4 separate regions of the Mus musculus genome follow, and regions 1, 2 and 3 are each linked to region 4. The links are chromatin loops, found by intact Hi-C in ENCODE. Cell type or tissue: heart. All regions are shown on one strand. Links, peaks and the distances in the headings refer to the core of each region. The heading gives the core; the rest is flanking DNA. Region 1 has its middle 68 kb from the start of Gm39037. Region 2 has its middle 17 kb from the start of 0610006L08Rik. Region 3 overlaps Slco3a1 (solute carrier organic anion transporter family, member 3a1). Region 4 holds the start of Slco3a1 (solute carrier organic anion transporter family, member 3a1).

Region 1 (7,392 bases), core at 786-5,785, 140 kb after region 4:
GAAGAGGAATATGAGAAAACAGGGTGCTGCTCTAGTTGAGATGGGGCATGAAGGACAATACAGAAGAGGGAGGAAAGAGATGATTTAACACAAAGGATATCTGAAATAGCCACAGGGAATCATATCACTTTATATTTACCTAAAACTACAAATAGTACATGTAACTGTTTATGTATACATACATATTATGCATAGTTTCAAATATTTTTAAAAGATTCTTTGTTACAGTTTTGGGTTTCTAGAAAACTCAGTTAAGAGGCTCTGACGTCACACTGGGTGGCTTCAGAGCCTGTCTTAGCCATTGGTGTGTCTCCTTAAGCACTTCATAGGCATCTGTATTGATTTGTGAAATGAGTATTTATCACTTAAACCAGCCTCTTGTCTGTGTCATCTAAAAGTGCTAGTCATTAGTAAATCTCAACTGATTTGCTAAGTCAGCAATGAATTTGTTTCTGAAATTAATTCTGGCTTAAAACCCAATATCATATTCAAGTGTTAGATCTGGTTAAAAAGAAAAACCTCCCACTTTGTGGTTTTGGGTGAAACACTAGAGATTCTCAAGTTAGTGCCTAGTCAATATAAAAATTGGGGGGAAGACATTTAATGCAGTTGGGAGTCCAGTGTCTGAGCCTTCATTATTTTTGGCTGTTGTGTAGTTAATATTTCTCATCTCAGCCATTCATGGATGCCAGTATACAAGTAATACCTTCATTTGTTTGTCTAAAATTTTCTCTTGCTTTACAGCAGCTAAGTCTTCACTGTTCTTAAACTCAGAGAAGGCAGGCAGAAAAACAACTGAAAAGGTCCCCCCCCCCCTTGCCCACCACACACACATCCTGAGCTTTGAGGTCAGCTCAGTAGGTGGTTCTGAGCCACTGAAAAGTGGGTTGAGGGTGTGTGCAATGCATTGGGGCTTGAGATGTGCTTTCTGGTTTGGAGTTTTTGGAAGGGTCAACACATGGAGGATTTTTGCAAGAGTAGGTTTTACTTAAAGATTAGCTGACCCCCATGAGACTTGGGGAGAACTTACAGCTTTCAGATGAGAAAACTGCTAAGTAGTCAAGCATAACTCGTGCCTAGAACAGTGACCAGCACAGAAACCTCTACTACTTCAAATAGTGCCTAGCCTCTGCCTTTCTCTAATTTGCCCTCTGTTTTAAAGTCAGGTTCATAAAGGCTTCATAAGGGATCCCCCCAGCCCTTATGTACCAAAGCAGGAAGGAATGGGCTTGGCCTCCTTTTGATAGTAGAAAGCTGGTTTCTGTGTAGTTCAGGGATGGCTGCACTTTGTATTTTGAACTATTCCTGGGTATCACTCTCCTTCTGTAATGTGAGGCTAGGGTCTTGGATGAGACCAACAACTCCAGTTACACTTGACTTCAGGGAAATGTCTTCTATGTTGTGCTTATTCTGCATAGACTCGGGGTCTTGTGGTGTACAGCAGAGTAGAGTCACTCTGTGGCTATGTCTCAGGCCAGATTCCACAGGGCAAACAGTTAGTGAATAGTGAGAGCTAACTCTGTCATCAGGATGTTTTCGACAAAGCCATTATAAATGGAAGTAAACACATTATTTGAAAATGCCCCCAATTCATCAGTTTTGAGTACCGTATTGCACTTTTACTCTATCTCTTGATATTACTCATGTCTATTTTAACTATAGGATGAAACTAATGTGGCGTGGCACTCTGCATTCTGCATGGCTCCTTAGAGATTCACAGTTGAACTATTGGAACACAGTAGAAATAGGCACAGGTTACAGAACAGGACCAGGTGCCCCTGCCCCTGAGAGCCAGAGGATCCAGCATAGGTTGGGAAGTCTGGAAGATCTGAAGTGAGTCTAGAGCAGAAGGCTGGCCTGAGAACTACTGCTCACACGTGGCTGGCTGTTGGGCTTCGGAGCACGGGATTCTCCTGATCACCGTATGAAGGGCTAGAGTGTGACTCGGGCTATGGATTGAACTGTGTCCCCTTTTCATGCTTATATATTGAAGCTCCTGATGGAATGATATTTGGAAATGAGGCCTTTGGGAATAGGATGAGACCACCTTTTATTGCTAACAAGAGACCAAGAAAGGTTAGCTTTGTGAAGCAAAGAAGTTCATTATGTTCAGTGCTTTTGGTCCCAGAAAACCAATGTCATGGCTTAAACTCTTTGGCTGCCTCAGCTGATGGTAGTATGCAGGCAAGGGTAGGTGTGAACAATTGTATTCTAAACAGGAAACAAAGACTTGGGTGGGGTCCAGGTTGGGCCCTCTTAACAATGCTCTCATGAGAATTAACCACTCTCCACTGAGCAGTACCAGAGTTTTCTCTAAGGCAATCCTAAGAGTGTCCTTTAAAGATCCACCACCTTCCAATGCTATCATGCTGAGCATCAGGCTTTCAGCATATCAAAATATTTAGAAAGACATTGAAAGCCATATCATGGCAAAATACAGGAATGAATGACCTTGTGAAAGTGGAGGTGAGTATCTTATAAGAATGTCCTTATAGGAAGTGACAACATAGAGATGACTCTGTCTGTGCTGTCATGATCTAGGAAGAAGGAACCTATTAATGTAGGGAGCAGGATAACATTTACAGACATGAAACCCCAAAGGATCTTAATCATGGACTTTCCAGCTTCTAGAAGAGTAAAATTCTTTGAGGAGAGAAAGATACCACGGGAAGGGTAGACAGAAGCAACAGGACAGTCTAGGGATCAGATCAGCATGGAGCCTAACAACCAAATATCTGAACAAACACCACCGCCATAGGAAGCTCTAGGAGGGACTAGATAGCTGGAATGTCTTCAAATGTGGCCAGGATCAGCCAGGCTACAGTTGAGAAAATCAAACCAGCTATTTAATAACAAGGATTGTTATCTAAATATAAAATTCCTATACAGATAAATAAGGAAATTAGACAGTCATAAGGCTTTGTAGGACCACAACTCTAAAAGAAGCAACCCCTTCTAAAACTGAAGCACAAAAGGGACAGAGTTGAAAGGTTCTAAACTTAGAGACTCAGAGAGGGAATCCTATGGAATTGAAACTCAAAAGACTTGGAGTGCAGCTCTCTGCAGTGTTGAAAAGCTGGACTCAAGTGTTGCCACAGGAAGGTGCTACTGTCATTGTCTGGGTGAGAAAACAAAAGCCATGGAGGCTGCCAAGAGCCAGAAGGAAATGGGACACAAAGAGGAAGTGCCTCTCCCATCTATAACCTCCTTTCTGTCTCCCTCGTCTTTTTAGGCAGTGCCTATCAGGACACCAAGTCAGGAACGATTTGCAGGGAATCTACCTAGTCAGCATTTCAGAAGTGGTGTGAGGCCACCCTTAGACACCAGTGACAATGCGGCCCAGAAGTGGAGCTTAGAGACAGAGAGTGCCCCCACCTCTGCCTAATCTGAAATGGACCCTTCTACCAGCTTAGGAAACAAACGAACCAAACAACAGCAGTAATAAAATGTGCTTCATCTTCTCAAGGGGTGTCATGCTTAAGGGGTGATGTTTGAGAAGTGAGGCACAATTCTGAGAAGAAAAACAAAGCATTGCCCGTGTCTGAAGGAGATGAACCCGTGAAGGCCTGACACAGTCCAGGAGGAATTGGCTCTGTGTAAGTGGTCTGCTTAAAGCACGAATCTGTTAAGGTGTTGTGTGTTTGGTGGGAATTGAGTCATCTTACTTATTTGGGATTTTAAAGCCTATTTTTTTTTAATCTCAGGATCTTCTGTAATATCCAACTGACCTCCTTTCTGAAAAGCATTTGAAATATCCAAGTCTCTGCCTTTGCATCCAGTAGTTATCAACAAAACCTTAGGAGGGCATCTTTCCTCATGACAATACCTCCTTCAGTGAAGAAAAAACAAAGCAAAACTGTATCCTCTTGGAAGGTATCCTAGCAACTGAATCTCAATAGCTACATCTACTAGACACCTCCTGAGGAGGGGGCCAGGCTCCTGCATCAAATGCTAAAGGGTGTGGCAGTTTGGGAAACATAAAACCTACTTGGGAGAGTTCATAATTTAACAGGAAAGGAAGCAGTGTAAGCGGTACTCGCAGGAGCATTACCTCTGTAGAGGTGTGTGAGAGGAAAGAAGTAGCTAAAGAATGGAAAATATGCAGAAAATAAGTGGCACATGTATGGTGGCCTCTGAAAAGTAAGTAGGGTCTTGCCAAGTGACAAGGAGAACATTCTAGGCAAGGACAGCCCTCAGTTGCTGAAAGTAGTGGTAGGACCATCTCTGAAGCTGGAGGTGGGCAGGCAGGCAGCTTTCGGATCCACTGGAAGCATTTGATACTCACTCTGAAGGTGACAAGAAACCACTAGAGACACTGTTGAACACAGCAGCTGTGTGACTGCTAGGGCTGCAACTGTCCATCGACCAAGTCACACCTGGACACAAAATCTCCTAGAGAAATTCCAAGTCCTGGTGATGCTGAAACAACCTGTACCTAGCTTCAAGTTCTGCTAGTTTCCGTCAGCTTCTTATTAGCATAGATGAATCATGCAAAATAAGAGGCTGTTTTTCGTCACTTGCAAGCATACTTATAAAGTAATTGGATCATATTCACTCTCTCTATGACCCCTCGTTGCCTCTCCCCCCTTTACCTCCCATGTCTTGTTACCCCTCTTCTGCTTTCCTGTCCTTTCTTCCCTTGATTCCACAGACAAACAGTTGAACATAATGATCTCTGGCTCCATCCATATTCTTTCAAGTGACAAATGGTATTATTCTTCTGAATAAACAAAACTATATATATATATATATATATATATATATATATCATATCATATCATATCATATCATATATTCATTCATTAGTTAGTGGGCTCCTAAGCTGATTCCATAAGTTGGCTATAGTTAAATGCATCATAACAAGCATGAGTTTGAGGATGACTGCTGACTTTGATTCTTGGGCTATATGTATCTGAATAGTTTTGCCTATTTTTCAAGTCTGGATAGTGATCGCTGTGTCTGCCTCTCATAACAAGGCTAACGTGCTACACACCATCTTTCCCCCATAGGCTGTACTTACTGCTCTATGTGGTCCATTGAGGTAAAACAGTTGAGACACGGTTACTTCTGAAAAGTAGGGAACTGTAGGGCAGTCATTGAGACTGTTATGAATGCTAAACTTCAGCTGCTCATAACAGGATCTCCAAGAAGCCTTCTTTGTCTGCTTTGGATTATGTTAACTGATTATTCTTGTGGAGCTAACAGCTTGAAAGCAAAAAGAGCTAACACAACTATGAACTGTGACTGCATATGCATCCGCAGCAAGGCGGGGCAGGGCAGGGCAGGGCAGGGCAGCTTTTCTCCTTCTAATTAGAAAACTACTTCTAGGATCATTGGGCTAGCCTGGGTCTGCTCTTCTTACAGAGATAGCATGAGAGTGAGAGGGTGACTAAACCATGCAAGGCCCCTTAAGGTCTGGGTTTAGAGCCATTTCTTGTTGCTTTCATTTTCATTTTTTGTGAAATCCAAAATGAAACTGTAATGAAAAACAACAGTTATAGAGCATTTTAAAATATAAGAGTCCTGGAGGGAATCAGGACATAAGGAATTATCACATTGCTACCTGAAGAAATAAACCTTTGACCTGTACCCAGGGATGGAGTGTTTGGATTGGACTAAGTATGGGAAGGCCACCAATATTTTTAATGACAGCTGTAACTGTCACAAATACATTCTTTACCTACAGCTCTCCCTGTCAATCAGTCATGTATAACCCAGGATCGATAATGATATATGGCCTAGCATGAGAATAGCTTTTCTGCACTAGCCACCTCTTCTATGTAACTTGTGGGACTTCTTTTATCTTTGTCCCTTCAATGGCCCTGCAGCCTTTAAACATTGTTGGACCACTCATCCAGCCATACCCGAGCCCATGTTTCCCAACTGCAATTCCCATGACTTTAAATAAAGTTTGTTAATGATATTTTAGCTTAATGAATTGGCCAAAGTAAGTTTCATGTGTGGCCAGGCTCAGAGTCAAGGTTCAGCATGCAAAGCTGTCAATACCAAATGAAGTGAGGAGCCAGGGCAAGTGGCAAAATCTAGTGTCTGGCTATTGCTATTTGCTTCTGATTCTCCAATCAGGATAAACAGGCACCCTTATCATAGGGAAGCACAGAGTGCCACAGAGGTCAGGGAAAGGTGTGCCCTACTCAGCATGGGCACAGCAGACTTTCCTAAGAGGAATTAGATGAACTGGTGTTTGGAGATGAGTAGGACTCACCATCTGGACCTTTGTTGGGTCTTAATTAGGATTTTATTGCTGGGAGGAGACACCATGGCCATGGGCATTCTTATAGAAGACAGTTAACTAATGCTGACTTAGGCAGTTCAGAGGTTTAGTCCATAGTCACCATGGCGGAAAACATAACAGCATGCAGGCAGATGTGATGCTAGAGAAGGAGCCTCGAGCTCTGCATATGAATCATCAGGCAGCAGAAAGAGAAACCCTGGGTTTGGATTCAAAGGCAACCTCTAGTAACAGACTTGCTCTAACAAGGCCACACCTTCTAATACAGCTACTCCCTATAAGCCTATGGTGCTCCTTTTTATTGGAACAACCACATTGGGGGACAATTTAAGAATGGCCACTATTTATACGCACTTTTCGAAACCTATTACTGACAGGCTTTTAAGTATTTGAAATGGCAGAAAAGTAACAACAAGCCCTCTTGCCGAAGCCCTCATTCACTCTGTGACTCTCAAGGCTGTGAACAATGTTTAGGATGATTTAGCACCAACATGCACTTCCATAGTTCACTGTGAGCGTCTGTTCCTTTGCCTTGCAGTCGCCACTTGCCAGTCTGAGAGCTCTGTGAAAACAGGAAGAAATAACAGGTCATAAAACCACAATTGGAAATTATGACAATTATGACAATCCTGACCAGTCTTTTACCTCTTGGGACAAGGTATAGAACAGTTGTTCCCACCTGGCTGACCGTCAGTTATATTTTCTCTCCTCTACAAAGTTGGTTCCTTTTGACTTTTATACTTTCTCCCATCTCTTCAGCTGCTCTCCAGACTCGACACAGTCACTCTTGCTAGGATCTGCTCTCACCGATACAGGCTGCAGTATGAGCTGTGACCTCTGATATGACAAGAGCAATCTCATGCACGTAAACCTGTGAATTCTTTTGGAACTTTGTGCCCCTCTTTCACATCCAACTTCCCTTTAGCAGTACAACTTGGATAAGCTATTTAAACACAGTACTTCTGTTATAGTGTAATATTGGAATACCAGCTATGCTCCTATCATTGGGTTTTTCTGGGAAGCTTCCATATTAATACATATAAAGAAACTAGAAAAGGGTCTACTGTATACTTCGAAGGCTCCAAAAATAGTGGAAGCTACCATAGCAACCATCCTAATCACCATCGTTTTTTTCTTCTAGT
Region 2 (7,392 bases), core at 779-5,778, 320 kb after region 4:
TAAAATAAGGGTGTTTACACGTATCTGTGGATGAATATGGGAACAATACTCTGCATATTGAACCTCATTATTGACTATTTAACTTAGAGCTCCACGGTGTAGCCTAGTCCTGTAACACTTGCCTGGCAGGCAAAAGGGTTTACATTCTATCCCAAGCTGTGAAAAAAATTGAAATTTATTTATAATCATAAAACTTCAGTACTTTTCTTATTATTTCCAAGTCTTAGTTAGTGGTTTGTCTGTTCCTACTGAACATACCTTAGAATTATCATTTCTTATTCCTTCCTCATGAGAAAAACAAAGACTAGAAGTGTATTATTATATAAAGTAGCCTATCATCAGATGACAGTTATAAAGAGACTAGAAAGTCATTCTGATGAACTTGAAATTTCAAATGAATTGCTAAGGCCAGTGTTGAAATTCACAAACTGACCATCATGAAGAGCCACATGCTACTACTACATTTTTGAGTGAGTTAACTTCCGCTCGATGGCCCAGTACCTGACAGAAACAAGGGAGGAAAGATTGACTTCAGCTCACAGTTTCAGACGGATTGCTCCAAGGAGAAAAAAAGTGGAGAAAAAAAGCCTATCAGGACAGCCTACTTTCATCAGAGTGAGTGTGTGCTGCTGAGGTTCGTCATATCATGGTGGACCCATCAGCAGAATGCAACCTGGAGACCCATGAGCACAGTGGAACCTAGGTCAGACATTGCCTTCAAAATCCCACCCCAAGTAACTACTTCCTGTAGTTAGATCCCAACTACTGAATGTTCCATGGAATCACAACTCATGCTACCAGATAGGGAACACGCTTTCAAAACATGTTGTGAGGGACATTTCAGATCTAGATTATAACGCACAGTAACACACAGCTTAGTTACCTAATGGGACTCGGAGAGCGGCATCAGTGCAGCTCCAATCCTTATTTATTCTGATGAAAAAACCAAAGCTTCAAATAGGAATGGGAAATACTGGTTAGGCGGCTCCATAAGCACCTGTAACATTAATAAGCAGAACAAGTAAAGGTTCTGGTGCCTTGTTGATAAATTATTTTCGGTTGAAATATGTACTTATTTGCTTCAGTTAAATAGAAAATAGGGAAATAAAAGTGTCCCACTAGGCAAGAAGTAAGAGTGGCCCCACCAGTGGTTCAGGTTCCAGCTGCCTACTCACAGCTGCTCTGTATTCATTGCATGCAAGCCTGGTCACCTGATGCCATCACTAGTCTTGTGCTCCACATACTGGGACCTTTTGTTAAAGAAAGCATAAACTTTCATCTTAAATTTTGGGTGTGTGTGCATGTTAACATTATTGTAATTTGATATCTAATGGTGTGTGTAATTCAAATTCAGGAGATTTAATCTCTGAATATGCAATGCTAATCAAATTGAGAAGATAAGAAGCCTAGCATCCAGACCAAATGTGACAGCTACAAAAAACGCTTGCCCTGCTATGGATCAGGATCTACAAGCTTTTAAACACAGAATACTATTTAACCCTAGGGAATCTGTATTGCTTTAGCTTTATCTCAGAAACCTGAATGACTAGTTACTTTCAGACAATCCAGTAGTAGAGTAGATCCAACTGTTTTCTTGTCTAATTCTAAATCTTAACGTCTTGCCATCAGGTATTTCAAAGAAACATAATCAGAAGGTTTTCATGCATGGCTTCAAAAACCACAGTTCCCCAGTCGTTTCTGAAGCATGAGTGAAAGGATGGAAATTAACTTTAAATTAGTGTAGAAGGTGAGTTTTGAATAGATTAGCTCAATATCTCTAGTGGCTATCTAACAAGCACATGAAAAGGATGGTGAAATTCATCATTCTCAAATGCATATGTATCACTGAGCATTTCGTTCTTTCAAGTTGAGTAGCAGATTTTTGAAGGACAGTAGATTGTTCACTTGGAAGAATTCACCTTCTCTTCATCCCAAGTTTTCACTTGAATTCACAATGCTCTGATTGGAAGAACATATTTCATTCCTATGGTAACCAGCATTTCCCCTATCCCCTCCCCTTTGAAAATCCAAAGGGACACCTTTTACTTCAGAATTAGAATATGCAGTAGAAACAGGTGACTCTATTTTTAAAGCATGTTTCTCTCCACAAATAGCCTCTTACCATTAGGTTAGAAGAAATATTATCCTCTCTCTCTTCTTCCCTTACTTTAAATTCTGTTCCAAATTATTGTTAACCCTCCACAACTACAAGTTCTTCCTCTCTAGATTCAACCAACCATAGATTAAAAAGTATTTGGGAAAAAATGTACCTATACTGAATATGAGTGGACATTTTAATTGTCATCTTCTCCTAGCCATATAATTTATAATGTATAAACCTAACCTATGCTATACAACAGCCATTTTCATCATGTTTGTATTATGTTCATATTGTAAATAAGCTGCAGATAATTTAAGTTGTCCAGGAGGAAGAGCATGGTTATGTGCAAATACCATGTTTTTTCATGCAGGGCAATTGAGCATCTATGGATTCTGGTTTCAGTACTCATCCCTGGAGACAATCTTCTGTAGAAAACAAGGGACAGCTGTATTTTCCATTGAGACAATCGCCAACTGAACTGAAAGCTTGTCAGTGGAGCCTAGGCTTAAGGCTGCCCAGTCTCTGAACTGTATTTTCCTCTGGAATGAAATGGAAAAAGTCCCTTAACATTTTGGTTGGCTTTTATATATCTTGTGTAACAATCCATAGATGTCTATGGCTGATAGAGATGTCACATGCATTTTAAAAATAGCCAGGAGAAGAAAAATTCTACTTTATAAATAGAACTAAATGTAGTTCTTCGCTGTCTCCAACTCTCAGCGAGTGTGGCAGCTATAAGAACCGGCTTATCTAAGCATCAGAAGACTACAAAATGCTCTCTGGAATTGTAATGCCAAGAAATGTTAGGCAGAATGGGGTCATAGATGTGACTTTACATCATAGCTATGAATATTAGTTCAGGAAGGTATCTCTCAGGCTTCTGGGACACCCTAGTGGCCAATCACCCACCATTCTTGATAGTGACCCCCAGCTAGCTAGTGATGGATGCTTGACGTTTCACCCATCCTCCCACCCGCATCCTTGACAACTGTTGAGGAGAAGGCAATTCAGTGAGAAGGCACGTTCATCCCCCTCAGCTCCCTCCCCTAGCTGATACAATGGATGATCACCAGCCTCACTAGTAGACAAAGTTACTTGATGTTGACCTTCTGAAACGTGTTTCTCTTGTATGAATTTCAGAGTCTTCTTCTGGAATTATAATTAAAAATGCCTTTAAGACACCATGGTCCTGTTTGTAAAGCACCTGATGTAAACCTAGCTCACCTTTTAATTGTTTAATTGTCTCTGTTTTCAACCTTCATCTGATAGGCCCGCCTCAGTTTCCTGTTATCATTCTTTCCCTAAGCTTCCATATGATGTGACTGTCACAGAAAGGTCCTCTCTCTACTGTCCCTCCTGGAGGAAACCCTGAGCTTTTCATTATGCTCTTCAGTCCTGATATGCTCTGGTTTACTGGTCTTAGTCTCTATCTTGTGGTGTGACAGCAGTCAAGGCAGAAACGGGGTCAGTTACAGACTCATGCTTGGACTAAGAAAAGATATGAGGTAAATCTCAGTTTCTGTGACTGTCCTGTGGATAAGCCAGAGACCTCTCAGATCTTCACCTCCTCCTGCAAATTTGAAATGAATAGGATTTTGTAAAAACAGTTAATACAGAAACCTGATGAGATGAGGTAATAATTAACTTGCTTACTATATAGGAAGCATACCTATAAAGCTTTCAAGATAGCCTTAGGAAGGAGATACTATTATTGAGTTTATTTTGCAGATAAGGACTCCAGTGACTTCTTGTAACTTGGAAGAGGTGAGTCAGTGAGTGGTAAAGGTGGATTGACATGGATCTTTGCAACTTCTTTCAGGAATAGAGTCCAGAATGAGGGATACAGCATAACTTATAAGACCGAGTTGTAAAAAGTCCTTGCTACTTGCTGGCTTACTTCTGCTTTGAAGTTCCCACTCGGCTTTCAGGGAGTCTGGGCAAAACAAACACACATACACACACACACACACACACACACAAACACACACACACACACAGAGGGAGAGAGAGAGAGAGAGAGAGAGAGAGAGAGAGAGAGAGAGAGAGAGAGAGAGCTATGTAGAAAGAAAACACCAATCTCCTAGTGCCCAGATTTGATTGAATGCCCAAATCAAAACCAGCATCAACTTTTAATTTGGTCCAACATCTTGGAAGTGGCTCTTCTGATCTCTGATTAGGCCACCATGTCCAGCTGAAAGTCACACAGGAAGTCACAGGAAGTTCATGCTGAGCTCCATTGACAGTGCTGATTATTTGTGAGAGAAGTTTGAAGTTTCAGGTTATTGCCTTAAATGTTTATGTTTTGAGGTTGTTTGTTTTGTTTCAATTACATGTTTACCTTTATAAGAGTTGTCTTGGTCATGGTGTCTTTTCACAGCAATAAAATGCAAACTAAGACAGTATATAATAACCCCACTTCCATGTCCTGTTATATGAACTAACCTCCTTCTCTGTTCAACTCTATACAATAAATATGCTGAACTCCCAGGATGTTGAGGTTTCTCCAGCAGGAAGCCCAGAGGACCTGATCCCAGCTCTCTTTGTTTCTGAATATGCCAGTCCTGTGTTTATTCTTTTGGTACTCTAGTACCAAAGACTATTCCTGAAGCTATGTATGAATGTAGTATAAAACCTTGTCTTAAAAACAAAACAAACAAACAAACAAAATACCTCATAGAATTTCAGAAACTTGTAGGATCATATCTCACATCTCAACATGAGCAAACAAAAGACTGCCTTGGGCTTTTCTGGCAAATCGTCTCACAAAGTCAAACCAGAACTCTTTTCTAAAATAATACCCCCTGCCCTAAAAACTCCCATTAAGCCCAACTTCTTAGAGGCTCTACATAATCTCCAAGCATCACCATTGTAGGTCCCAAGCCCCATGGGAGGCACAGCACAGCACTGACTTTGGGGCTGTCACACTGTCTTCCTGAATATCAACTACATAGAAGGCCAAGTGTCATTATGAGCACAGAATCAGATAATAGCACGACTGAAAATGCCATGCTGCTCAGATGAAAGAATAGATTTAATTAGAGAAAGCCATCCACATTTGCTAATAGGGCTGATGTGAGTCATGAGCCCACTCGGGGAAGGGCATCCAGCTCAGTGGAAATCTTCAGAGAGAAGCTTACCAAATGACTTGAGATCTTGAAGCTAATTGCATAGAGTACGTATGGGGTTGCTTGAGACGGACAGGTTTTCAGTGAGTGACCAACTAGGTGTGCTACCTCGGTGGTAGAATCTTAAGCTGATGAGATAATGAAAAACCTACACATGAGAAAGAAGTCCTTACAAGTGGGTTCAGAGAGACTCGTGGGGCAGCCATGTGAAAGGTCTTGGAAGGAGTTTTCATAGTAAACCAAAGACGAACACAGAAAAGCAAAGAGACCGTTGTGCTAGGAATAAGATCACTAAACTTTCATTTTCTGGTGCCCTACTATATTTTAAAAAAACAAAACAACACAAAAATCTTAAAAAGACTCAGGTTCACTCTGAATATTTCATAAGCTAGATGGAACTCTTACTGGGAGGAATAAAGGGTTAAGATGAGGCTACAGATCTGCCAGGAAACCTGTGCTTTAAAAGCCCTGACAAGTGAATGTCATTTCAGAGCAAAAGCGGCCACAGCAAACCCTTGATCATTAAAAGACAAATGCCTTCCACCTGTGCATATGCTCCAGCAGTCAGCCACCCATGTAAAGTTGCAAAGTGACCATGGCTTTGACAGAGAATCACTGAACCCAAATCTTCTCTGAAAACAGCTGCTTTCCCTAGAGCAGTGAATCCTCAACCTTCCAACTGCTGAGGCCCTCTAAGACAGTTTGGTGACCCCAAAACATAAGATTACTTCAGTGCTATTTCATAACTGTAGTTTCGCTACTGTTATGAATCATAATGTAAATGTCTGCGTTATCCAATGGTCTTAGATAATCCCTAGGAAAGGGTTGTTTGAACCCAAGGATCATGACCCACAGGCTGGGAACCACTTCCCTAAAACATCAAAGGCAAACTCAGAAGCTAGTGGTATAGATACATGTTCCGCCTCCCTGATGCTCTCCTGTGCATTTCATTAGGAGCACATGGTACTGAGCATCACCGTAAGTATCTTCAGCGGGGACCTGAGGTTCTACCATCACATGACATAAGTTCCATATCAAGTCAACAGCTGAATTAGAAACAAGTTTTCAGAACAGAATAGCTTATACCCCATGGAATATCGATAATAACTTTTTCAGGTTCTTATGGAAATCTGTAACATGCACAAAAGTAGAAGTTTTCAATGAGCTGGCTGTGCTCATTTTCTTGCAATGAGCCTCTCTTCTGGATTCACAAGTTCCTCTGAGTATTTCTGTTCAGCCCTCTCCAGGCTTGGATGTGTTTTTATCTCCAAAACTCTGCACCTTCCAACTACTCTTTTGAGACCTGTAGTGAGAGTTTGGATCTTCAGGCATAACCCTTATAGTCAGTAATAACATGCTCCCATGAATATCCGGGAGCATGGCTCTCTTGTTTCAGGCAAAGCAGTGGCCATGGATATAGTTTGGCTGATAGACTGCTTACTTTCAGAAGGCATGTAGTACTGAGATCTATTCTAGTGCCCTCAAATACACAAAGCAACCTCCAAAGAACAGATCTCCCCACCCCAGAGCTGCCCAGAAGACAGAAGTGGAAAGCCCAAAGGTGGCATGGTGTGGGAGGGAAGATATGTAATTAACTGGAAGCCATTGTCTTCCTAAAGGCTCCAGAGAACCAACTGTCAAAAGGCTGGAGTGGTCTCCTAGGTGCTTTATTACCCTCTGCTATGAAGGAGCAGAGCAGACCTCTAAGGCTCTGCTGGGAAGGAAAGTGACATTACCTGGGACTTGGTAACTGCAACAACACCCTTGTGGCTTGCCTGCAGACTCTGTTCTGCTCTTCTGCCACACTCCCACTCCAGTGTCCTGGGGAACTTCCTGGATACAGCGCTCATACACAAATCCTCCTCTTGAGGTTTCTCAGGGGCTGGACTGATAATACAGCTTATTGTCAGGAAAATTCAGAGCTCCATATTTCACCTATACAATTTTTCAATATGTAATATTAATGAAGATTTACATGTTTGTATTTCTATTATGCTAGTACTACACATACACATTAATTCTTATTCATTTGTACTATCTAATAGACTATCTGAAATATCACTTGGGTTTGTATTTTCATAAATTAATCAAGAAAGTTGACACATTACACATAATAGGTATCTTTCTGCCATAGTTGCAACAGGAATGTTCCCTTGAAAAGGCTCC
Region 3 (7,392 bases), core at 969-5,968, 96 kb before region 4:
CCTAATAACTCCAAATTTACTGAGCAAACTAGCATTTTCTTGAGCTAGCAGGAGATACCACTTGTAAGTTACTACACCAAAGATAAACTGTGATCTATTTAAATAACTTCTTTGCTCCTCTCAATGGACTACTGGACATGGCCCGAGGTCATCAATTTGAGTTAAAACCATGCAGGTGGACCTTGTTGCTTGTCTACTGCAAGGTGACAACAAGGAATTGTTTAATTGACCGTACACTACAGACGGTATCATAAAATCCATCCATTCTTCTATCATCAATCCTCCCCCATCTTTCTGTCCATCCATCCATCCACCCATCCACCCACCCATCCATCTACCCATCCATTTTTCATGAGGCCCTTTACCCATTTTTCTTTCTTTACATGTGCTTGTGGTGTGGTATGCATACATGTATGGATTATGTTCACATGTGCATGACTACATGTGCTTAAGTGCATGTGCACACTCATATGTGTGCATGCAAGTGGAAGCCCATGACTGACACTGGGGCCCTTCCTTGATTGCCCTTCCAACTTACGAACAAGATAGATAGGGTCTCTTAATCCAGCCTAGCCAATCAATCTATTGATCGATCTTAATCAATTCTACACTTAGGGCCAATCTCACTTGCTCTGGGGATCTGTGTCTCTGCCTTTTGAGGCTGGAATTACATAGCAGGATCTTACACTCACACAGCAAGCACTGATGAGAGTTCTGGGGATAAAACTCTATCCTCTTTCTTGCACAACACATGGTGGTTTAACCACTGAGCCATAATTCTTTTTTTAAACTATTATAAAATGTGCATAAAATTTGTCTCATGACTTTTTTATTCCTATGATGAGCAAGTATTATGATTAAGAACGCCATGATAAGAATGTCCTGAATCTATTAAACAGTCACTCCCATACCCCCTCTTCCTAGGTCCTAGCAACCTTAGTATTCAGCATTCTGTGAATATGAAGTTTCTTATGCTGGCCATTTCCTATGACTAGCATCGTGCGGCATGTGGCCTCTTCAGGTTTCAGTCTCTTGGTTATAATGTCTTTAAGGTTTATCCATGTTGTAGCAAGTATCAGAATTGTTGCCTTTTGTATGGCTTATACCATGCCATTGTGTGGTTATAACATCTTGTGTTTATCCTCTCATCCAGTGATGGGCCTTTGGGTTCTTTCTACCCTTTGACTGATATGAAAGAGGGCTTCTATGCACGCTCATGTTAAGGCTTGGCTTAAACACCTATTTTCAGTCCTCTGAAGTAAATATCAGTTCATCGATCCTGGCTTGGGTGAATCTAAACTCAGGCTTTTAAAGATCTACTGTTGAAATCCACTTTTAACCCCATTATTTCCTTACAGTCAGTTTAAAATTTCTATGGTATGTCAGACATACTGCTTTGATGGGTAGAGGGAGAAAAGCCATCAAACATGGCATCTGTCCCCAAGTCTTGAAGTTGTGTACATTAGAAACACTAGTAAAACACTAGTCAGGGTACCACTCCACTGATGGCTAGGTTGCAATGGGACACTTACTGGATGACAGGAGCTTCATATTTTTCTCCATTTAATCCTTATGACAAACCTTCAGGAAGGCATATCCAACATCAGTTTCAGCACCAGATTGTTAAGGACATGTATGGAAGAGGAAAATTTGATCTATGTTTGCAAGTGGGACCAGGGAAGAGTTTTCAGCAAAGGCTGGTCAAAGGCAGCAAATGACAGAGATGCCTAGAGCCGAGGCATAGTAGAAGCATTCCAAAGGAGAGGGGAGAGATGGGAGTGGAAAGGCAAGCCCTTGAGATGTGTCCAAGAAAGGAGGGCCCAGAGAATGTCTCAGAAGAAATGCTTAAACAATGACATAGAGAAGAGACAGGCCAGCAATGCCAAAGGCAGGGATGTCTAGGTACGTACTGACAAGCTGCTCTGCTATGGCTGAGGAGAGCAGCTACAGAAAACAGCAGCTGCCTACTGGGATGCTACACCAGTACACACATACTGAGGCAGGTTGTCAGGAGGACATTGCAAGTCACAGGAGCATAGAAACAGAGGGCCTTTCAATTAATCAAACTGCAAAAGTGAAGGGAGAGAGGGGGCAGAGGTAAGAGAGTTTCTGATTGGCCCATTCTACCGTGGCAGAGCAGGAGAAGAGCGTAGGATACTGGCAAATAGGAAGGAGCCTCTGCAAAGCCAGGTCTGAAGCAGGCAGAGCAGCAACTTCCTTCAAAGATGGACAAACAACAAATGGTGGGCACACACACCTGGATATGCTTGGGGTCAGAGCAGTGGGCCAAGGGACAAGTCAACTCCCCTCAGGGAAGCCTAGGCTAGGCTGGCCTGAGGCCACTGCTTCGTCTAAGCCAAGAGACAACAGTTGCATAATTAAAGGAAGGAATGAGCCAGGGCAAACATGTTTTCTCCAGGGGAAACTGATTACTGAGATATGAAGAAACATCAAAACCTCAGACTCTAAACCCAGAAAATGTACCCGTCAAATGTGTTAACTGGGACACTATTCAAAGCCATATGCCCACTCTCTAAATCAAGAAGCCTACCATGGGCAAATCCCAGTATGCTAGAAGATGCAGAAGGAGATGCCATTATTGGAGTTAAGAATTGAACAAAGGGCTGGTGAGATGACTCAGTGAGTGCAGGGACTCGCTGCCAAGTTTGACAGCTTGAGTTCAATTCTGAGACCTACAGCGTAGAAGGATAGGACTGACTCATGAGGGTTGTCCTCTAACTTCCACACTTACATCGTGGTACACATATATGTAAATATGCTTGTGCGTGCACATACGCAAGCACTTACACACTCATACACACGCACACTAAATAAATGTAATAAAGAATCTAAACACAAATGGCCGTGTTGATTGCAGTTTAAAAATCAATAGAGAAATGAAAAAGCTAGGAAGAAATACTCATGGAAAAATGATTATGTAATAAATTACTCAGCCTGTGCAGAAGCACAGACTCTACACCTTCAGAACATAATAACCGGAAATTGGTAGGAATGAAAGGGTGAGTGTAATGCATTGATTTTACACTCCTGTCTTTTCGGGAATGCCCAGGCTTAGAGGTATGGGGTGCAAGCTGATGTTGAGGGAGAAAAAGCAAGCAATGGGTGAAGGAATGGGAAGCCATGTGGCTCCTTTGAGATGCAGCCACAGATGCTGAGAAGAGTGCTGGATCTCAGAAGCCTACAAACACATCCTCAAGGTTCCCAGAAAGGGTCCTTGTTGCTACTAAGACTTATGAAATGGAAGCTGATGGCCACCGAACTCCTAGGCTGGGTCCAGCCCTTGAGAAGTCCCAAGCGCTTTAATGAACAGCAGGCACACCCAAGTTTGTGTGGCGACAGCTGGCTCACTGTGAGGCTAATCCTGAAATAGCATCCCTTTCTCCTCTCTCTGTTTACCACAACTTCCTGTGTCCTCTGCCCTTCTGTTCAGGGAGCCAAGAGCAGAGGATACTGCATGTGTAAGGCAGAACTGGCTTTTGATAGAGTGGTGGTGTAGAAAATGGGCTATGGACCATGCTTGCAAAGGCATTGGAGCACAAATTTAAAAGCATGCACACCTGCCAGTCAACTGCAGCCTAGCTGGCTGCCAGTTCATAATCTCGACTCCAGACCAGGGCCCTCTCTCCTACGTTCTTTTCCACTGACTTCCTTAAATGGGAACGGAAGCCAGCCCCAGCTAAGACTGTATCTACTGCGGTCCAGGTTCCTTTCCAGGCACTGTTTGCATGAGATCATTTAATCTGATAAATCATCTAGGATGCAGAAAGACTTACTCCCTTCTCAAATGTAACAGCGCAAAACAGAAACGAAGGGAATTGTCTGAGATTGCACAACAAGGAGAGAGAGAAGCAAGGGCAGAAATTCAGGCTCCAAGCTGAGAGCCAGAACCAGGGCCAGGATCAGGGAAGCCTGCAGAAGCCCCACACTCACACTGAACCATGAGAGCTATCTCTTGACTTGAGTCTTCAAAAGCTCTGGGCTCCCAGCCTGACCTCTCAGGCTCAGGGATGCTGACACTCGTTGCTACCTATCTATGCCTGCTATCCTGTGAGGACTTAACTCCTAGACAGAACGCATCTGGTTTCATAGAGAAAGTTTACAATAAAAAGTCAGCCTGGAGCTCGGAGTGATGACAGGCCAGAGGAAACACCTTTGCTGATGTTTCTAGACATACTGTGGAATTTTCCAGCACAGGAAATGTACCCGGAACCCACAGTAAAAACAGTTATTCATGGCTGTCATAACATTCCCTTGTCCGTTGGCTTGTCTACAGGCACCCTGGGCTGTGACCCCAGATGGCTAGCAGACAGACCTTTCTAGAAGCTGCTTCCATCTTAACCAGGGAGTCTCAATTCTAGCGTTACCTAGGTCATGGGTCCTGTACACTGTAGGATGCTAAGTCACACTCCCCACCTTTAACCACCAGGTTCTGGTAGGAATGTTCCTACCTTCCAACCACACTGTAACAAGCAGCCCAATGGAAACTGGACGTCCCCACGTGCCCTCTGAGGTACTAAGTTTCTCCATTAGAAACACTGTCTCCAGCTCTGTGGCCAGCTCACAGCTTCCTCCTTCTCCTGGACAGCACCATTACTTTAGACCAACTCTCACATTTACCTGCCAATGTGGCACAGCAGCCTGTGTGAGAACACACTAAACATTGATGACCATGCTACATGGTTTCAACCAAGTGCTCTCAGATATGGAAAACTTGCTCCTTCGTTGGTTTGTGTAGTCAGCACTCATCCTGTGAGGAAGTTAAGGTAAATATGGCTCTGTAAAGTCATCACAGAAACTGGCTTGGCAAATCCTGGATCACTGTTCCTTGGGGAATTGCCAGCCACATTCCTGTAAGCTTTGGTCATGAGTGTCTTATGACATCAATCCTTAAAATATAAATAAATATAAAAAGTTGGCCTCTTGACTGACAATGCTAGTCATTAGCATTGAGATGCAGGCCAACAGAGCTATCCCGCACGTCTGGCATGTATACTTTTCCCATACATCGCATATTACTTTGTACCTGGAAATGACACATGGGCATTTTAGCACAATGCTTGAGGGCCATGTTAAATAGCAAAAATCACTCACAAATGTGGGGCAAATGAGACATTAGATAGACCACAGAAACGACATGTGTTTATAACATGCTGCAGCGAGAAGGCAGAATGTTGCCTTATTTGACCTCAGCTGACAACATGAGCAAGAGGAAAGTAGAAAAAAATTCCACCATTCCATCCATCTGTATTATAGCTGTTGGACAAATTTGTAGGTATGGACTCTATGGATAATAGGATAGACTATATGTGCCTATGCGTATACCTATGTAAGGATTCTGTCTGCTCCTCTTCCTTCCTCCACCCTCTTCCTTCTCTCTCTCCTATCTCCTTTCTCTCTCTCTCTCTCTCTCTCTCTCTCTCTCTCTCTCTCTCTCTCTCTCACACACACACACACACACACACACACACACACACACACACCCTGAGGGTTAGGTATAAACTTCTGGGGAGGTGACATCCCTTCTCGGAGGTGGGGTGACAGGTGCATGTGGCACTGATGCAGAGCCCTAAGCAGCAATGAAGGATGAGGATGCTACTAGCCTAATTGGCACTTGACATGAGCTTTGCATATACATGGAGTAGAGCAGAGAAGGCCTAGAAGTTGGGAATCTGGGGCTGACTCTACATGGAGCACCAGGGATTTGCCAGATCCTCTGGGAGGAAGAAGGAGAAAGATGATTCTATGTGCAAGACATACTATGTATCAAGCACACAGGCCCGGGTAATCAAGGTTGCCCTATGGGTGCCCACAATTAATTTGGTGCCTCTGGACAGGACACAGAAAAAAAATTAAAACTTAATGGTTTTGGTAGTGTGTGCACATGTATGAGCTTATGCTGAGCTTACTTGTCTGCTCTGTACTGTGTGCCCTTGTGGAGAATTGACTGGCACCACTGGGACAGAAAGCTGAGGGCTCCTCATCTCCACTCATCTTCACCTCCAGCTTCTCCACACTTCCTGTCAGCAGTCAAAATTTCCTCTGCAGTATCCAGATTTGGTGTGATTATTCATTATGGTGGTTTGCAGAGCCCTTTTACTCTTACCTAGAGAGCAAGCATGATCAGACAGAGTGTTCTGGTCACAACCTCTCTGGACCAAGTAGAAAACAGGGGGCGGGGGAATCCTAATAGACTACACTAAGACTCCCAGTCTCTGTAACCATCCAAGCACAGCATAACAGAGCCTACCCAAGACAAAGTTTGCAGAAATAGAAAGTACCAAGCTAAGAGGCCAGACAAACTCCACCCTGCCTTGCTGCTTTCTCCATGCAGAACAGGTTTCCTAGGCTCTGATGCTGTGCTCAAAGCCAGGCACACTGTCTCCTCTGTTGGACCCCTGGGGTTACTTCCTCTAAGAAATGAGTCCTGCATTGCACTTTATGGGCTGGCAGTGAGTGCTGGCCTGGATACTTCATACAGTGATTAAACAGGACTGACTGGAGAAAATGCTTAAAGCATCTGTCCAGGTAAGCCAATGGGGAGGGAAAGAAGATGCAGGTATTCCAAACCACTTTGCAACTGTGAGAGAAGAGTGGGGGAGCTCCCCTTCCCATAACCCTGCCTGTGACTGTGCTCATGAGAACTGGCCTTGATCCTTATAAGCAAAGAAGCAGGGAGAATATAGATCTGAGATCTGAGAGAGTGCTAGAGAAAGGGACCAAAGTCTTCATCCCTACCACCATGCCCTAGTCTCCCCGCCCGCCACTGTAGTCAGCAGCACAGCCCTAAACTTGCTTTTGAATATCTGATAAGTAAAAGAATGTCTGACGACGTGATACATGATAGCCACCAGGATCTAGGAAAATAAAACAGAACCTGGACCAAATAATCGATCCATTTCTAAAGTGGGTTCAGATCATTTCCTGCGGGATTATCTATAATAAATGTGATTCATTCATAAAGCTGCAGTGGGTGTGGCTGTCTGTATATTCAGGTATGACATGCATGCACAGACCCTGACATATATGGAGGCCAGAGAATAACCTAGGCATTGTGCCCCAGAGGCCACTTTTTTTTCAGTGAGACAAGATCTCCCATTGCCCTGGTGCTCAGGAGGTAGCTACGCTAGCTGGGCACAGGGCTTTGCCAGACTCTGCCTCCCTGGGGTTACAAGGGTCTGCCCCCCCCATCAACATTTTAAATTTGGATTCTAGAGATCAAACTCAAGTCCTTGTGCCTGCAAGACAAGTACTTTATATACTGAGCTATCTCTCCAGCCTTTGTGTAGATTATCATTGTATGTCAAATGCTATCTGTCTGCAAAATGAGGCAATGCTCCTAGGTCATATCCCCAAATCATCATCTGCGGACTT
Region 4 (7,392 bases), core at 1,090-6,089:
CAATGACCACTAAATTCAGTGGACCTCTTCTTAGGCAAAATCAACATCATCATCATCACCACTACCACCACCATCATCATCATCACCACCACCATCATCATCATCATCGCCACCAAGTTGTTTATTATGCTGCAACATAATATTGTTCTAAGTGCTGATTTCAGAGTCCCTGGCTACACAGGCTGGCACCTAGATTACTGTATTGTCCCACCAAGATCTAGATGCCAGGACCCACTTCTTCACTTGCTGGAAAGACCTTGGGACCCAAGTAAAAAGTGGCAGATTCTCAGACTAGTGTGCCTTGTTATATACAGCTCTTTTGAGTTTCCTCCCCAGGCAGGTTAAGAAAAACCAACCTCTCTCTCTCTCTCTGTCTCTCTCTCTCTCTCTGTCTGTCTCTCTCTTTCTCCCTACCTCCCTTCCTCCCTCCCTCTTCCCCTCTCCCCTCCAACCCTCCCTCTCTCTTACTCTTCTTTAACTGCCATCCCCACTCAGGGTGCTCAAGCACAAACACACACACACACACACACACACACACACACACACACACGTATGTACGTGCACACACACAGAAGTCCTACTTTTCAGAGCAGCTTCTCAAGTCACCAGCCACTTCCTGCCTCACTTCTGCAGTTGGGAAACATAGACCAATGTCGCTGAGGACACATTAAGGACAATGAGAAACCTGTCTTTGCAGGACGGACGACAAAGATGGAATGACACCAATACTTAAAAATGAAAAGGCACACAAGGAGATCACACACACACACACACACACACACACACACACACGGTAGCTGCATAGACTTGTGAAACCAAATAGGAAATAATGGTCCTGGCGTCATATGTGCAGTCATCCTCTTGGCTGAGAAAGGGAGCCCTGTTGGCAATGAGCCATAGCCAGCCCTTCATCAGATACCTGAAAATACATTCCCAGCAGCGCATGCTGATTCCCACTGAAAAGACGGGTATCTACCCATGGACCACCTGTGTTCATCTGCAGACACAGGGTCTCAGGTGTCCTGCAACAGACCCAGTGGAATTTTAAAAGGAAGGAATCTGCCTCTCCCTCAATAATAACTTAATTCCCCAAATATCCACAGAATAGGCTCCTGTGGCTTTAAGAACAGTAAAACTTTTTCCTACCTGCCAAAGGACAGAGGATGGGAAGCCTCTAAACAGACCCAGAAGATCAAAACCTGTGGCAAGCTGATTGGGCCAATCCACCTCAGCCACCATTCTTCCTGTGTGGTTCTTAGAGTAAAGGGACCTCCCCTCCGTGGCACAGGGCAGAGCAGGGTCCCTGAGAACCTTCTCTTTGCACTGCTAGTCATCAAAATTAATTCGATGTCCTAAGCCTGTCCTCTCTCTCTGGGCCCCCATCAGCTTTCTGCAGGGCACCTGTTGGCTCCCGTTACCCAGTACCCACCCCCAACGCATCAGACTTTCCATCACGGACAGACAGAAGTGACCAGATACCACCAGCTGGTGGATAGAATGCCTCCTGTCCTATCCTTGTCCTGCGATGCACGGTGACCCCTCACCTCCCAAGGCCAGACACAATGGAAGCCTTTTAACTTTCTAAAAGAACAAAGGCTACTCCTCTGCTTAAGGCTCTTCTTCACTTCCTTCTAAAACCCTAAGCCACTAGAAGTGCAAACTCCTAATCTCAGATGTTCATCATTCCTGGGATGATGAAGTCCAGCCTTGCTGTTTTTGCCACATGTGAATACCACACCCTTAATGGAGCCTGGTGTAAGGCAAAGAAGCTGTTAAACAGGAGCCAGCTGTTGATCGAATAAACTGCCTCTTTTTACACGAAGACCTGCTTAGATATAATTTAGTTTGCATATGCTTCGGTACGGAGTCACACTTATCAGTAGGAATGTGCATTTGCCTCTAGAGACACATGTAACTTCTAAGTGTTTTAACAGTCAAATCTCTTCTTTAAAAAAGCTGCTTCTCCAAACATCATCATCCTCACCAAGCAAAGGCCACAGTCTACAGCTTAGTATGACAACCACAGAGAAAAGGAATACGTTTGGGAAAACAGAATACTCAAATGTTCTTTTGGCCCCAGGGTTCAGGGACAATATTATACACAAGACAGAAATGGGGAGTTAAAAACTGTTTATCTGGGAAAGGGTGACAAAAATGCATACGATTTCTCAAATGCTCTACAGTTCAGTCACCCCAGGAACAGAATTGACTCTGTAGAGCCCCACCCCCACTTCCAAGTCACCACATAACTATCTTTAACCAAGCGCTATGTCCCTTCATCTTATTAGCCTGTAGGAGCCTTGGGAAACTGTTGAGAGTTCTGGCTACTCAGCGTCTGGCCCTCATTAACTTTAACCCTGGGCCAGGAATGAGGGATTCATGATAGCATCAGGATACACATAGCTCTATCTCTGGATGTGGTTATCCAACCGCTTTTGAAATCTTGTCCAATTCGATCTCCATCAAATGTGCTCACTAACACTTAAAATCTATGACATTTGATTCCAGTTTCAGGTCAATAGCCAAGTAATGATTTAACACTATCCACTCGAAGACATCTTTTCCTGGGTAGACAGAATAGGTCTGGAAGTGCACTGTCTGAAACTCAAGTGCGGACCACCTGAGCAAGACAGAAGAAAGCGACAAAGTAGGTACTTGGTAATCCTTACAAGTGGATTCCCTGGGCATAGTAGGTGTCCATGGGCCTTTGGGCATCAATAATCCCTTTCTGGAGACAAATAAAGCAAATACATATTGTACAGATGATCCACTCCCCGTGTGGGCGAGCGACCATGATGGGGAATTAAGGTAGAACTACAGAAACTCGCAGCTGCTCTCCAGGTACTATAACTTTATCCCTCCACAGAAAGATGGCTATTGGGATCTGGGTGGGACTAGTCCCCCTGCAGTTACCGCTGAGCTCAGGGCCACACTCGGGCGCCTTTTAAATTCCCCCAGCAATTGGTGGATGGAGAAAGAGCCAGGGGGAAAAAAGATGCATAATGATTCGTTCACCGGGCGGATGAAACGGAGAGTAGAGGACGCAGGATGCTAACTGGCTTTTCCTCCCATGTGCAGGTCACCTGAACCGCGATGCCTTCCAGTCTCTGAGGAGGCTCCCTGAACTCGCCATATGGCTCCGTTTTCAAGAGGGGAGAAGAAACAGTTTCATGCCCACCTGCCTGCGGCATCTCCTTTCAGGCACCCCTTCCCTAGCCCCTGCCCGGCGCGCGAGCTGCCGGCATCCACGGTCCCGCCCGCTCCGAGCTCCGGCCGGCAGCTCCCCCGGCGGCCGCCTCTGCACCAGTCGCCAACCTCCGTGCCGGGCCGAGGTCATGCCCGCCTGCCCCCGGAGCCGGCGAGGCCCCTTCCCGGTGCCAGGCGGCAAGCCCGAGAAGCGCCGGCAGGGAAGGGGGTCCGCCGCAGAGTTGGCACCCGGACTCACCAGGTAGGCGCCCACCGTACCCTGCGCCAGCATCAAGGCGCACTCAGACACCAGGAAGATCTTGATGTTGGAGAAGCAGGACACCTTCTTTTTCTTCTTCTTGTTCCTCTGCGCCTCGTCCCCCTGCAGCTCGCCGCTCCGGCCGCCGCCCGACGAGCCGCCCGGCTTCTTTCCCTGCATCCTTCCCCCGCCGCCGCCGCCGCCGCCGCTTTCCCGCTCGCCCCGGGTGTCGTGGCCGTTGCCGGGCGGGGGTGCGTGCCGCGAGGCTGCGTACTGTCCCCGCCCCGGGCCCGCGGCGGCCGCCCCCGTCCTGCCGCGGCTAGAGAGGTTGAAGGCTCCGCTCCTCGCTGCCGCCGCGCTAGCTCCCTTCCTCCTCCTCCTCCTTCTCCTCCTCCTCCTCCTCCGCCCTCCCTTCGCCGCCTCCTCCGGCTCGGGCTGTGCCAATCACAGGGACTCCTCGCGTCGCCCGCTGCTGCCGCCGCCTAGCCTCTCTCGGACTCTCGCCGTTGCCTTCACCGGCTTCCCCTGGCCCGCCGGCTTCGCTTGCCTTCACCCCTAGCGCCCCAAGCCCGGGCCGGGGCCTGATCGCCGCCTTGAGCCCCGGGCTGCGCCGCTACTGGCTGCGGGTGCGTCCCTGGGAGGCACGAGGGGACCTGCTTGGGGCACTAAGGGCTTGCTGATGGTCAAGGCCGGCGGGGTCTAACTACCCAGCGAAACTGCAAAATCCAGGAGTCCTGGTGGGGTAGGAGGCTGAGCGAGGAAGGTGCTACCCGGCCACTAGGAGGCATTGTGGGGCCCAGGGCACCAAGGCGGAAACTGGGTGGTACTAGGACTAGCAATGAGGTGCAGAGATGGGAGTATCCAGGCACCCTACTTCTAGTGCGGGTACCGGACTGCTAAGGCCGGAGAGAAGAAGCAATTTTCATAAAGAGAGTATCGCAGGAGCTGTATTCGGCTTGGTTTAGGGATTTCTAAGGACAGACGTTGTGCTCTGGGGCTCTGGAAGATGCCGAGATAGGAGCTGCCATTGGCTCCTTTGGTTTGCCAGCCTCTGCTCCTGCATTCAGTGGCTACTGGACATATCTAAACCGCCCATTCCCCGAAAATGGGAGAAAGAAACAGAACCTCTGAGAAGGGAAGTTAGAGCTTCAGGGAGTCTCACATCTTCCCCCAGCCTCCAAGTACAGGCAACTGCAGATCACAAGGACCCCAGCAGAGGGCCTTGTTTAGTTCTCCAGCGGCCTGCGGTTGGAGTTCAGGAAGGGATGAGCCACAAGCCTGCTGTGTCCCCACCCCTCTCCTGACTATTGTGGCCCTCCCTGGCTTGGCCTGAAGGTCAGCATGCAGCAGAGCCAATTGTCATCAGTCCTCCGCCCCTTGCTCCCCAGCATTCCCTAGGATTTTGGTCCACAAGGCGCCTCTGATAGGATGTACTGATTCAGGCAGCAGCGTTTGGAAGCTAAGAGAAAAGTGGATACGAACAGAAAATACCTAGCATTGTTGTCCACGTTAGTGATGGAGAAGCCAAAGCCTATTTGGAGAACTTTTCCTTGCTTTCCCAAGGGCCTATATCCCAATGCCAAGGCTTACATTCAATAGTGCATAGCAATTAGCACCGGCCATAATTTCTACTTTCTTCCAGAGAAATTGAGTAAGAATAGACGGTGGCACAGTGGGGGTGTGTTGTTTGCCTTACCATTTAAATATAAATTGCTTCATCCATCTGTCTTCCAGACATGACCTCACCTAGTCTTGGTGTGGTTTTCAATGTGCCTCCCCTTGTCTGGGGTACCTTCGGCCTAAATTACTCTCTGGCATCACTCTCTACAGTGTTCTTCTCTACCAGTGGTATTGTATCCTGGAGTTGTTAGGGTCAAAGCCTGTGTCCTGGCAGCCCTAAGAAGCTAGGCTCAGCCCCCTGTCTTCGGAATGCCAACTGAAGGAGCAAGTAACAAAAGAAGAGAAGAAAGATTATTCATTGTGGCTCCATTGGGAAGAAGAACAAATAGACAGGTCTAGTGATCTCCCCACTCTCTAACTGATTCTTCCATGTTCTGCATGAGCTTTAGGTACAAAAGGATATGAATCACTAAGTAGTCCAGGTCAAGGTACAGTCTTGCCCATCATTAACCCATCAACATCTGGGCTCCAGTCTGCTATGGGTGGTCTGACAAATTGTCAACTAGCTCTGCCAACTACCTTCCTGGAAGACAAGCTCCTCCTGTGGCTGGCACCTTGATCTTCTGGCAGCTTGAGATTGGTAGAGGAATTCCAATTCCTTCAGGACTGTTAATTCAATAGTCTGGTAGCCAAAAAGGGGGGGGGGGGCACACTTGTCTCTGGGCTCGTGTGTGGCTCTATTACACCATGGCTGAAATCCTTACTGTTTGGCTGTACCTTTCCCATCTCTGCCACCTCTGGGTATGCATTGCCAACCTTCTTTGGATCTTTTGCTTCTTGTTCTTGATCTTTCTCATGACTCTGCCCTTACATAGTCCCTCCTCACTAACCCTGATTCCTTTGGTGAGCTGGAAGACAGGGGGAATCTCCCTCTGAATGAGTCACAAGGCTGAAGGTTGAAATATCGGGGTGTGTTAGTCTTTGAGACTCATTTACATACCCTGCAATCACACAAATACCGATGTTCATTTTGTGCTTGCCTTGACCAAGCCCTCAGTATAGAGCAGCACCTTACCATAACCCCACAGCAACCTTCTAAACTAGATGGTGCACTTAGCCTTGTTCAGGGAGAAAACTGAGATCTAGGAAGGGGAACTAACTTGACCCATGCCACCCACTCACTCAGTCAAGGTTGGCAGAGCCAACAAAATGTCTACTGTTTCATCCTGCAGTCCTACCAGGAAGGTGAGAGTCACACCGTTCTCCTTAAAGGCAGAAATTCAGAGAGATGTAGTAGCTAGCCCAAAGTCACACACCAAATTGGAACAGGACTTCTGTCTCAGCCCGGGCTCTCTGCTTCAAATCACTTTGCCTCATGTAGACTCAGGGGAAGGCAACTTGACTTTATTTTAGATTTATAACATGAACTATCTTTAAATAAATTAGGCATAAATGCTGTCAGAGGTAGGGTTCTAGATTATGCATGTCTGTTCTTCCTGTCATTAATAGTAGCTGAGTATGAGTGCCATAATGCATCAGAAGATTTAGGAATCCACCAGGCTAGCTGCAGGCTTACAGTGTGGAAGAAGGAATTTTGAGCACTTAGTTCAATGCCCTTCCTCCTTTACTTGTCTTAGTCAAAACTGTGGCTCTAGGGTGATGGGATAGGTTTGTGGGCAAGAAGTACTTCCATTTTGCCATCCCCGACACACAAAGGAAGCAGGAGAAAACTAGCCACTATTGGGTCTGTTTGCACAACTCACCAAAGAAGCTTATCAAGTGGTTCTTTGACAGCTAATACCTTGAGAAAAAGTGACAAGTGGCTTTGTGGCCAAGGATGGAACCTGCACGGTCTAGCAGGAATTGATAGGGGACTGAATGAGAAGAGAAAGGAGAAAGGAAGATCCAGACCAGGGGCTTAGCTCTCCCGATGCCAGGGTCACCCCCCCCCCCCACACACACACCACTGTTAGAAATAGACAGTCCACAGTGACTTGGAGAGTAAGAAAATCAGAGCCTACAGTCCCAGGGCATTTCCTCAACAAGATGGCCTTTATATTGCCATAGAGAAACTGGAAACATTCCAGGGGCCACCTGAGGTTGTTTTTGGTCTACCTATCCCCTAGTGGTTAGTAGTAAATTTAGGAATGGGTCAGTGGTCAGTGTCCACAGAGACCTTGCACTTCTTTTGGATTTTCAACTACTTCTCTGGACCAGGTAACTCTTTAGAGTTACAAAGAGAATATTGCTAGTACGACCTTGGCTCTCAAATTCTTGTTAAGTTGGCTAATGACAGTATTCTGGGTATTGGAAAGCCACACAATCTT

The links. A loop is a pair of places that touch in the nucleus more often than their neighbours do. Peaks named below come from ENCODE experiments on the same cell type or tissue, not always from the same donor. Only the 100,000 strongest peaks of a DNase experiment are listed, where the experiment ranks them.
Region 1: a loop joins it to region 4, with 2.5 times the contacts of the local background. A loop is called at or near these places in 15 of 42 quality-filtered maps.
Region 2: a loop joins it to region 4, with 2.4 times the contacts of the local background. A loop is called at or near these places in 5 of 42 quality-filtered maps.
Region 3: a loop joins it to region 4, with 3 times the contacts of the local background. A loop is called at or near these places in 3 of 42 quality-filtered maps.

The regions. Positions count from the first base shown.
Region 1 is chr7:74,690,066-74,697,457 of GRCm38, forward strand. No RefSeq gene overlaps it. Among named protein-coding and RNA genes, the nearest start is that of Gm39037, 68 kb to the left of the region's middle. In heart, for the core only: a CTCF peak has its summit at 3,082; a DNase peak (open chromatin) is centred at 3,166; H3K27me3 peaks cover 240 bases.
Region 2 is chr7:74,866,632-74,874,023 of GRCm38, forward strand. No RefSeq gene overlaps it. Among named protein-coding and RNA genes, the nearest start is that of 0610006L08Rik, 17 kb to the left of the region's middle. In heart, for the core only: a CTCF peak has its summit at 3,001; no DNase peak of the experiment used is centred there.
Region 3 is chr7:74,455,191-74,462,582 of GRCm38, forward strand. All of the region lies in intron 2 of Slco3a1 (solute carrier organic anion transporter family, member 3a1), which reads right to left. Among named protein-coding and RNA genes, the nearest start is that of Slco3a1, 96 kb to the right of the region's middle. In heart, for the core only: no CTCF peak of the experiment used is centred there; DNase peaks (open chromatin) are centred at 2,351, 2,631, 3,381 and 4,781; H3K27ac peaks cover 1,668 bases.
Region 4 is chr7:74,550,966-74,558,357 of GRCm38, forward strand. Slco3a1 (solute carrier organic anion transporter family, member 3a1) reads right to left here and starts at 3,815. Exons shown (of 10, transcript NM_023908.2): 1 at 3,446-3,815. The coding sequence starts at 3,625. In heart, for the core only: CTCF peaks have their summits at 3,286, 3,492, 4,195 (motif pointing right) and 4,650 (motif pointing right); DNase peaks (open chromatin) are centred at 3,316, 3,886 and 4,676; H3K4me3 peaks cover 3,807 bases; H3K27ac peaks cover 2,788 bases.